Linked DNA regions of Mus musculus: region 1 is linked to region 2. A link is a loop called in an ENCODE intact Hi-C map of the cell type or tissue named here. Cell type or tissue: left cerebral cortex. All regions are shown on one strand. Each heading gives the region's core, and the rest is flanking DNA. Links, peaks and the distances in the headings are about the cores only.

Region 1 (5,095 bases), core at 359-4,358, 460 kb after region 2:
GTTAGCCAAGGGCCTGAGAGGGTCGTACCAAAAGTGACTTCTTGTTTGTAAGAGCCCTTGTGTTTTCTCAGGAGGACTTGGGGCTTTGTGTCTGACTCACTGCCATCCCCAAGTGTTCTGCAGCAATGCCCAGAGACAAAAACTAACCAGCTGTGCGCAGTGATACCCAATGGCACAGAGTATAAAATTACAGCTTGCTTTCTATAATGTGTTAAACTTTAGGTTTGGGAAGGTATCTCAGTTCTGTCCTTTTACCCCATGTAGTAGTTTTGCCAGGATGTCAAAATTAATGCTAAATAGTTCCTTTCCTTTCCCTCCCTCCCTCCCTCCCTCCCTCCCTCCCTCCCTCCTCTCTCCCCCTCTCTCTTTCTCTCTGTCTCTCTCCCTTTCTTTCCTCTCTGAAAAGTAATGGAAAAGTCAGCACACATTTCCAAACTTTATAGGTTTTGTTGCCATTCTGGAATTGAACATTTGTATTACATTCCAGCATGTATGCCTGATAAACTCTCACTTTGAAACCCATGTTCTAAAAAGTCTTACCTTGAGTATTTACTCTGTTAAATCATCCCTAGAAATATATTACAATATCTGATGAAAATCCCCTCACCTTTAATTTTACTAGATAGGGATCATAAGGATAGTAATATTTTCAAGAGCAGAAGTAAATAAATAAATCCTACCATTGAACTATAGCATGGTGTTTCGATATCTCCATAAGGACAGAAAAAAATATGAAGGCTAGCTGCATCTATATTTTTCATTGTATGAAAAATGGTTGAAAGTTCAGAAAATTTTTGTTGCTTCTAAGTAAAAGTCAAGACCTAAATGAGGTGACATTTGTTTGAACAAATTTCCAAGAGGATGGTGGAAATGTTTTCTTGATGTTTCAGTCAAGCTGGGCCACAGAGGCCAAGCTGCCGCTGGAGATGGTACCTGGAGCTTGGAGAGTTCCTGCACAGCAGACTGTTCCACTTGCAACTTGTCAGCCCACCGTTTCAACTCAGAGATTCCACCCTCGAGGTCCCTGAGTCCCTCTTCAGCCTGTTGGATGGCCTGTGTAAGATTCACAACATATTGTTCAGACTCTGAAGAACAATTCTGCTCCAAAGAAGCTTTTGGACTTTTTGGGTTTGTACTTCTATTTTCAAGAATTATTTTAAATACATAAGAAGAATCTAAACACACACACACACACACAAAACATCGACATGTACTACTGGAAAAAAGAGAAGGTCCTCTATTATATTGCACGTTAGCTTTATTAGGCAAGGAGGTAGGGCAGAGCTAGGGTAGAGAGCTGTGAGAGGAATGGCTTCCTTAAACAAGGGGATTTGTAGATAAATCACCCTACATTAGAAGCAGCCTGTAGTAAACTGTAGCAGACTGTGAGTAAAGTATGTTCCCGAGATGTCTAGGGGGCCATGGAGCTTCCTGAAATGCAATGGAACTTCACTGGACACTGCACCAGTGTGGCAACACCAAAGTGTGAGGGGAGCCTGGTCAAGGAATGGTTGTTCTGGGCTGGTGAGGTGGCTCAGCGGGTAAGAGCACTGACTGTTCTTCTGAAGGTCCTGAGTTCAAATGCCAACAACTACATGGTGGCTCATAGCCACCTGTAATGAGGCCTGATGCCCTCTTCTGCTACATCTGAAGACAGGTACAGTGTACTTATGTATAATAATAAATAAGTCTAAAAACAATGGTTGTTCCTTTCTCTAAAGTGGAAAAGTCAATTAGCAAGGATTAAACTGGCTGAGCCTTGTGGTGAGGTCTCTGGGAAGAGGAGACCTTGCTCTAAACTTCAAGGAACTGACAGTCTTGTAAGGATGCCAGTAGAAAATAAACCAAATCTCAATATAATTAGGTACTAAAATTCATGATGCAACTCATCTTTGACAAGAGAATGGAGGAAGGAGGATCCGACCAACAGACCCTGGTCTAAGTGGGTTTCTGGAAGAACTACAACCCAGTCGCCCTTGACAATGAGAGGAGTCTGGACTCCAGATGGCAGATGAAACACATGTCCCCCTTTTCCTGTCCCGAAATCTCTCTGAAACAATAGCAAATATTTGGTTTGCTTGTTTTTTGGTGCTGGGGCAAGGAAACAGGGAAGACAACAAGACCAACAAATTCTCAAAGTTAGAATTCAGACAAATATATGAAATTTTACTGGTGCTGAGTAAGCTGAATTCTAACCTAATAGAACAACTGCACTACCAAGTTTAGAGCATTGGGAGTTTCAGTAAGTTGGAAGACAGAGACAGAAAGCTAGTGAAAAACTGCCGAGAGCATAAAATCCCAACCCTGCTTCATGCCACATTGCCCTTTTCTTTGCAGACGAAAGGCTCAAAGTTTATTTATTATCTGAAAAAGGAAGGGGGCTTTCTAGACTGAGGGATGGCAGATATGGCAGTAGGCTTCAGTGTTGGATTGAAAAGGGAGAAGTTGGAGTAGGTCGTCCATGCCTATAATCCTGGAGGCAGCTCACATACTAGCAATACCCTTGGGGAGAGGAAGAACAAAAAGAGAGAGGGAGGATGTGGGGGATGAGGGAGAGATGCAGGGTAGAAGGGAGAGGAGGGAAGAGCAATAAAAGAGGAAACAACAAGAGAGGAAAAAAGGAAGAGAGAAAGGAAAGAAAGAAATGGGGTGTAGAAATTACAAAGCTTTGTCCACAAGTCAACCAAGTCTACTCTGCCTCAGGAAGGGCTGTGGTCACTCCTCTACTGCTGAGAAAGTTGGGGTTCATAAGAACAATTGAGGGAGCTTAAAACTTGAACAGAGAGCTTGTCCAACAAATGGGCCAATGAACCAGTTATCTCCTCAAAATTGTCAGTTTCATCCTTACTTCAGGTTCCTATTTCAACTATTTAATCCCAACCCAGATATAAAACAGATAACAAAACATGACTATGAAGTCAAGAATATTCAACATGACCAACATAGATGATTCTAGCAAACAAAAAAGGGACCAGAGGGAAGCAGATTATGTCAAAAACAAAAACAAAGACAAAAAAAAACTCTCCAACGACCAAACTGTGAATACATCCAGTTATATTACAGAAAAGAATGTATTTGTTTAAAGAAAAGGACAGGGTATTACCAAAAGAGACAGAAAGATAAAGATCTCTTTCAAAAATGAGAGTAGTGGACAAGGTGTGAAGTATCTCCCTGAAGGGAGTTTCACAAGGAAAAGCAGATGAAAGGAAGAAATGAAAAGAATTAAATAAATTATTGAAATTTTTTTTTCAAAATGAAAAGATAGCTAGAAATCCAACCAGAAGAGCCTATTGAGTTCTCAGTACAGGAGATAAAAATAGGCCCTCCAAGATGTTTGTGATACTCCAAACCCCTAGGGGCCTTTGGGAATCCGAAGGAGTTTTGGATTTCTCAAGTCAGCAATGGAAACAAGCATCTACAAACTAAGAGAAACTTATTTCTGACCTGGAGTTCTACAAAGAGCCAAACAAAAAGTAGGAAGAACTTAAATAAGAACATTTTCAGGGACTGAGGAGGTGGCTCAGTGGGTAAAGAGATCTACTGGTAACCCTAATTCAAATCCCTAGGGACCACATAAACCAGACAAGCCAGCAGGCTTCTATATTCAGAGTACTCTCACAGTGATGTGGGAGGCACAAGAGGACACCTCAGAAGCTCACAGGCCAGCTGGTCTGCATGGTCAGTGGTGAATACCAGAAGAGCCCCCTGTAAATAGGGTGAAATTGGGAACCCATGTCTGAGAATGTCCTCTTTCTTTCCTACACCATGGAGGTCATTTCTGATGTCATTTTGGAGTAGCAAATTCCTCCAGAGCAGCAGCTACCACTGATGTCACTTCTGACCTCACGTTCCATAAATATGTATAGAAGGGACCAAGTCAGTATCACTGGGCACTCTATCCAAACCCCATGTAGAAATTAAAATATGCATTGAATAAAAATGCCATAGCATGTCATTCATCAGTCAAAAAAAATTGGCATCTCACAGTAAAGCAGCGATCTACGTATCTGCGGTTCTAGAACATGCCTGTACATACCTGCATCTGTTCCACAATGGGCTGTTCAAACACATTTGCCAGCTTCTGCAGAATGATATATTTGCTGTCAGCTAACGATGTAAACAACACCTTCAGGTCATTCTGGGGAAGAAAGCCATGGAAAGACAACATGTGAAATGTGGGAGTAGAAGGGTTACAACATCACACAGATTCAAGGAGATGATACACAGATACACCTCTGCCTCTGGATATTATGTAGCAGTTTCCTCCAAGATTAAAGCGTTATAACCTCAGAGGGAAACTGGTTAATAAAGATGTTAAGAGGATGGTGAAACAGTAACAATTTCTAAGAGGAGGTGAAAGATTCCTCCTTATAAGGAAACACATTAAGACAAGAAGAAAACAACTGGAAGGAAGTCCCTGAAACTGAGCAGGTGCACTAGGCCCCTTCTTTACCCCAAGCATGTTTAAGCAATAAGAACTGATGGGTTGGGCTTTGGTAATACATCTGCTCCATATTTCTAAAAGAATGTCAATAAAACTCACTATTCACCAAATTGGACCTTGGTGGCATCCTTAAATTACTCTATCCTTTACTTCCCACTGGGGTAAGTAGGCATTTGTTTACATGTCCCAGGAATTCAGTGTTGTACAACACAGTGGGAATTTCTTCCAGGACCCTCTAAAGACATCTAATTCCAGAGAGGCTCACACCCTTTATATAAAACCATATCATGATATAGTGTTGTATATAACCAGTGCATGTCCTTCCAAATACATTATTTTAACAACTTTTAAAATAAAATTTATTTTTAATTTTAAGACTTTTAAGATTTCGTTTTTATTTATGTATATTATATGAGCATGTGAAAGAAGGTTCCCAGGGAGGCTGGAAGAGGGCATCAGATACCCTGGAACTGGAGCAACAGGTAGCAATGAGCAACTTAGCATGGGTGTTGGGAACCAACCCCAGTCCTCTGGAAGAACAGCATGTGCTCTTAACTGCTGAGCCATCTCTCCAGCATGTATTTTTTGGCTTTTTAAAAAGTATGAAAATCAAGGCTACATACACCAAAGAGACAGAAAATAACATTTCAA
Region 2 (5,095 bases), core at 776-4,775:
ATTCAATGGAGAACAGTGATTACCCCCTTGGAGTTAAGTTAGTAAAAGGTAGTTGAGGTTTTTTTGCTTGCACATTATTCTTTATCCCCTCTGTATTGTCTAAAGTTTTAAAATGAACAAGTGTTATTTTGTAATTAAAAAAAATCAACTGACAAATAACTACAGGGAGTAAGAAATTACTTGGAGTGGAAAATGTTTAAATAATTAATTTGTCAATATGCGGCTTGGCTATTATTTTCTTTTGCTAAATCAAAATTCCCCTGCCTTTCTCAGGAGGTTGCTTTGCAATGAGAAGGTAAACGTTTCTAATGAAATGAACAACTCCGCCTTCCCACCTCCTGCCCAAAAGCCTCAGGTTAGTTTTGTTAGCAATAAATGTTGCATAGCAGTCTTAATAGCAAACACAGGACTGTGGGTGTCTAACAGGCAAGCTCAATGGAAGCCATGCGTTTATAAACACCGACTTACCAAATTGAAGCAGGTAGGGATGCTTGGGACAAGAGGCATGAGGTACCAGGAGGGGTCTCAGTTGTACTGGGCACTGTGACATGGCACCTCAGATGTCATGAAGGAGGCGCCCTTCCAGCATGAGCCCCAACTAGAACTTCTCTGAATTTTCTCCAATGTACCACAAACCAGTAAGGTGAATTTTTCTTTTTCCTAATAATCTTTATAATGACTTTTGCAACATATTACAAAGAGTGGATTTCACTTGTTTGTCCATAGGCATATGCCCAAAGGCAAGGGGGTATACACTCATATACTCTTGATTTTGATTTGAAAGAAAATAGAAGCGATGGATTCTTCAGCTACTTATCAAAAATCATAAAAATTAAAACCAATATTTAGGCTAAGGTGGATTTATACGGGGAGGCATTTTTAGGGGGAACTTGAGGGCAATTTGGTCCAGAAAGACAGAAGAGACAGCGACTATGATTGTCCCGTGATGCTACATGCCAGCAGGCAATTCAGAATTGATTTCTGTTGCACGGGAAAATGAGGATTAACAAACCAATTATCAAACTTGAAATTCTTTTCAGATGCTCCACCTTACAAACATATTTGTAAATGCTAAAAGGCTGTTCAACAGGGAGGTGCCAAGGATAAAAGCCCTGGGTGGTTGTCAATAGACACATTTCATTTCTGTCCAGGCATATTCTGTTTCTCCTCCGCTCCTAAAACAATCCTCATTGTCTTTTCTCTGTGCTCTAATCAACTGTGTCTGTGAACTCTATTTTATTTTTCATTAGTTCTTTGAGAGTTCTATATAACATGCTTTGATTATATCCACCCCTGGCCTCCATTTCTTCCCTGATACATTGTTTTCTTCCTCCATTATCTTAGGGTATTTCCATCCTATGTGGAATTATGTCTCTCTGAAGAAGAGTTAAAAAGACAGGTTAAAGCTCTGAATTTTCCAGTATTACAGATGTGGCCTGATGTAGTGATAAGGTCTCCCCAGGAATTTGCTTCTCCCTGAAGACCTATAGGTAGTTAATGTTACTGGGGGATGAGTTCTTCAGTGGTATAGCCACTGGAAAGTTGTTCATATTCCTGTGATGGACTCTCCATCTATGTTCTGGTAAGCAAGCCTAACTGAACTCACTGGCGCCAGAAAAAAATAAAAGAAAAAAAAAAAAGGAAAATAAAACAATCTATGAAGGTGGAGAGTGTTCTAACTGGGAAGACAGAATGAGCTAATGTAGGACTTGGAGGGAGAAGAGAGGAGGTGCGGGTGGAGAGTTAATGTGACAAAGCACATTAAAAACATGCTTGAAAATGTCACAATGTAACTAATTATTATGTATCAAAGAGCATGTTAATAAAATTGTACATGGGGTGGGGGAAGAGAGGAAATCTTCACAGAAGTAATGGGGATAAAGTAAGGGATTAAGAGCTGGCCTAAGTCGATGAGAAAGGGAAATTTGCGACACTGGCATGCACCGGAAGCAAGTCACCGGAAGATGAAGGCAGGAGGCAGAGTGATGGTTCCACAAGCCAAGGTACACCAAAGACTGCCAGCGAAGACTCAGGATCCACAGATAGGCACAAAGAGAGGTTTTCATCACAGCCCCAGAAAGAACCAGTCATCCTAATGCCTTGACTTGCGACAGCAGCTTCTGGGACTGTGAGACAATACATTTGTGCTGCTTTTTCTCACAGCTGTAGGAAGCGAATATCTTCTCTCGTTTGTCCCACTACTTCAGAGCAAGCCTTACACATTCTTTCCTAGAAACAGAAAGTCTAGTGATGAAGAATGTTTGTGCACAACTGTAAATCTGAAGGCAACCTCGTGGTGGCAAGTGGAAGCCTTTATCCTTGACCCAGTTGAAAGAAGGGCCCCGGGTGGAGTTGGATAGCCTTCTTGGCAAGCAAGCCAATGATTCAGGGAACTGGGGTTGTGTCCTCATCCCACGTATCTCTGTGCAAGTAGAAACTGAAGCATCTCTCCTACTTATTTATGAGAGGTGGAAGAGAATGCTAATTCTTGTAGACCATTCAGATAGAGCTCAATTATCTTTAAAATGTCACCTCTTGTCTTGTCTACTGGCTGATGGACAAGGCTGTGGGGTACCAGTTGGAAAAGTGATATGTAGGACAATTTTGGCACATTCCTGGCCAAGAGGATTTTGTTTGTTTGTTTGTGTGTTTGTTTTTAGCAAGACGGTGGGTGGATTGGCACGTGATGTTTTGTGTGAAGTGAATATATGATAGATACCTGTAGAGCTGGGAAAAATTTTGACCAAACAGGGACAGTATAAGGATTTTTGTCGCCGCGCAGAAGGGAGCCTTCAGAAACAGCCTGCTCTATTTGATTTGCTGCAATGAATTTGGAGGAAACCGGTTTCATTTACTCAGCCGGCTGTAGAGAATACCTCTCATTTCCCTTGTGGACTTACTGCCAAACACGTGCTTTGAAACGGTGCCATTTGGGACGTATGGTGTCTCGGAACACAATGGATTTGGTGGTGGTAGGTGAGGGACAAGTACTTGTTTTGTGATAATGAATAACTGACATTTTGTTTGAAGTCATGTTGTTTGAAGTTTCCTGTCCCCAGCCAAGGCATCCTATGCCAAGAACTGGTAAGGGTTTCTGGATCACCAGAGACTCATTCGTCTTGGATGGGTAGTCAGCCTGTATGAGGTCTTCCTGTGCTAGCTGAAGGTGAAGGAAACTAGAAGGGATTCTTTGATTTTGCACACATACCGGGTGCAGTGGTACTGCCAGCTTGTATCTGTAGAAGGCTTTGATGAGCACATTGCTTACACACATGAGTCAGACGGTCTATATTTAGGAAAAGTCTTCTCTATGCAGTGGAACATTTACAGGTAAAACTGAAGGAAGCAGATCTTGCTAGATCCCCACTGGTGTATTAATAGAAGTAGCTGATTAGGTGTGGGAGCAGATAGAGTCACCAGTGACAACTGTCTAGGCAGAAAAATCCCATCAGTGGAGGCTGTGCTTTGGATCTTAAGTGTCCCTCACAGTCTCGTGTTTTAAATGGCTTTCCTTTAGCTGGTGGTGCTGTTTGGGGTTGCCGTGGAAACTTTAGGAAGAAGAGCCTTAAGTGGGTCATTAGAAGTACCTTTGAGGGTTCTAGTCTGACCATAGTTCCAATTCTACTTTCTGTATCCTGATCCACCACATCATGAGCAGCCTCTACTACTGCCATTGACTATTTTCTACCATGACTCTGCCATGAGTTGAAATTCCCTAAGAATGGGTGCCAAGATAAGATACTCTCACAGGCTGTTTCTTGTTATAGAAAATGCAAATACCTATCTGGGGTTTCTGCCCAGCCTTGAGCATCCAGTTCCTGGATAAAAGACACAGACACATTGAGCCTTTATATTTACAATAAGCCTTAATCAGAACTACCAACGACTGATATCTATCCTCTATGCCATTAGAATCTACTTTCCTATCAATAACCCCAAATTATTATTTACTATTTCACTCTGTTCTTAACTCCAATTGGCCAGCATTTAGTGTCACGTTTTCATGACCCACCTAACCCATGGCGGCTTCTTTCTTCTCCTCCCCTCCTTCTCTTTCTCTCATGGTTCTCCTTCAAACCTACCCACCCTCTCCAGGGCTGGGAACCCTAACATCTGTCTATGTCTTTTCTACCCAGCTATTGGCAGTTGGTACCTTTATTCACCAATCAGAAATAACTTGGGGGCAAGGTCACATGGTGTCACTTGGGTCTACTTGTGGACTCTATTGTCTCTGGCGCAACCAGGTCTTGAGGAAACAATGTTAGCATTAGAGTATGAGCAGCATCAGGCCCCCACTACAGTTTCTGTGAGGCCTTGTCCCAGTTCACAACAGTAACTGACAGAGAGGGTAGAAGCTACAGTTAACAGAAGAGGTAAAGGACAGGGGGCTTGGGAAAAGAAAATGTGGATAGGAAAGAAAGGATCTACCTCAGGGAAGAGATGTGCACCAGGCAGCAGCAAGCACATGGACATACAGCACAAGAGATGAGGATGGCTTGTCTTACTGTTTCCATACAGCCTATGTTGCTTTTGCTTTCCAATGGCAGAAATAACACATGTTCCATAGGGGAGAAGGCTTTCCTTCCACGTTTGGATACTGGTCTTTTCCTGTGCTACCAGTGTACAGAATGGATGGATGATCCTGCCTCTTGACTCTGGGTCAAGGCAGCGAGTTTGGGTAGAATATCATGGCAGTGGGAACCCATGGCAGAGGGTTGTGATGTGAAAAGAAGGGGGAGAGACTTGGGGAAAGCAACCCCCTCAGGCCTACCTTGACTGACCAACTTCTACTGGGTCCCACTTTCTAAAATTTCCCGAGTCTTCTTAAACAGGACCAGCAGTTGGGGAGAAGAACATTCGAAAGATGATTCCATAGAGGACACTTTATAAATTCCAATTAGAACAGATATATTCAACCTGGGGTGGGTTTATCGAGATGTAACTGCATGGTTAGTTGTGGTGAGGGGCGTTGGGACTAACAAGTTACAGGTTGCTGTCTAGAGCAGTGGGTAGAGAACAAAATGATAGGCTGAGATGGTACAGAAGGTCTGATCATGCCAGGACTCAGATGACCTCCCCAAAGGACAGGTCCAGA

What was found. Hi-C counts contacts between places; a loop is a spot of excess contacts. Peaks named below come from ENCODE experiments on the same cell type or tissue, not always from the same donor. Only the 100,000 strongest peaks of a DNase experiment are listed, where the experiment ranks them.
Region 1: a loop joins it to region 2, with 2.5 times the contacts of the local background. A loop is called at or near these places in 2 of 42 quality-filtered maps.

The regions. Positions count from the first base shown.
Region 1 is chr10:5,142,217-5,147,311 of GRCm38, forward strand. It overlaps Syne1 (spectrin repeat containing, nuclear envelope 1), which reads right to left. Exons shown (of 146, transcript NM_001347711.1): 104 at 4,037-4,138; 105 at 934-1,053. Among named protein-coding and RNA genes, the nearest start is that of Gm51757, 180 kb to the right of the region's middle. In left cerebral cortex, for the core only: no CTCF peak of the experiment used is centred there; no DNase peak of the experiment used is centred there.
Region 2 is chr10:4,680,982-4,686,076 of GRCm38, forward strand. It overlaps a transcript of Esr1 not described here. Among named protein-coding and RNA genes, the nearest start is that of Esr1, 27 kb to the right of the region's middle. In left cerebral cortex, for the core only: no CTCF peak of the experiment used is centred there; DNase peaks (open chromatin) are centred at 2,983, 3,336 and 3,687.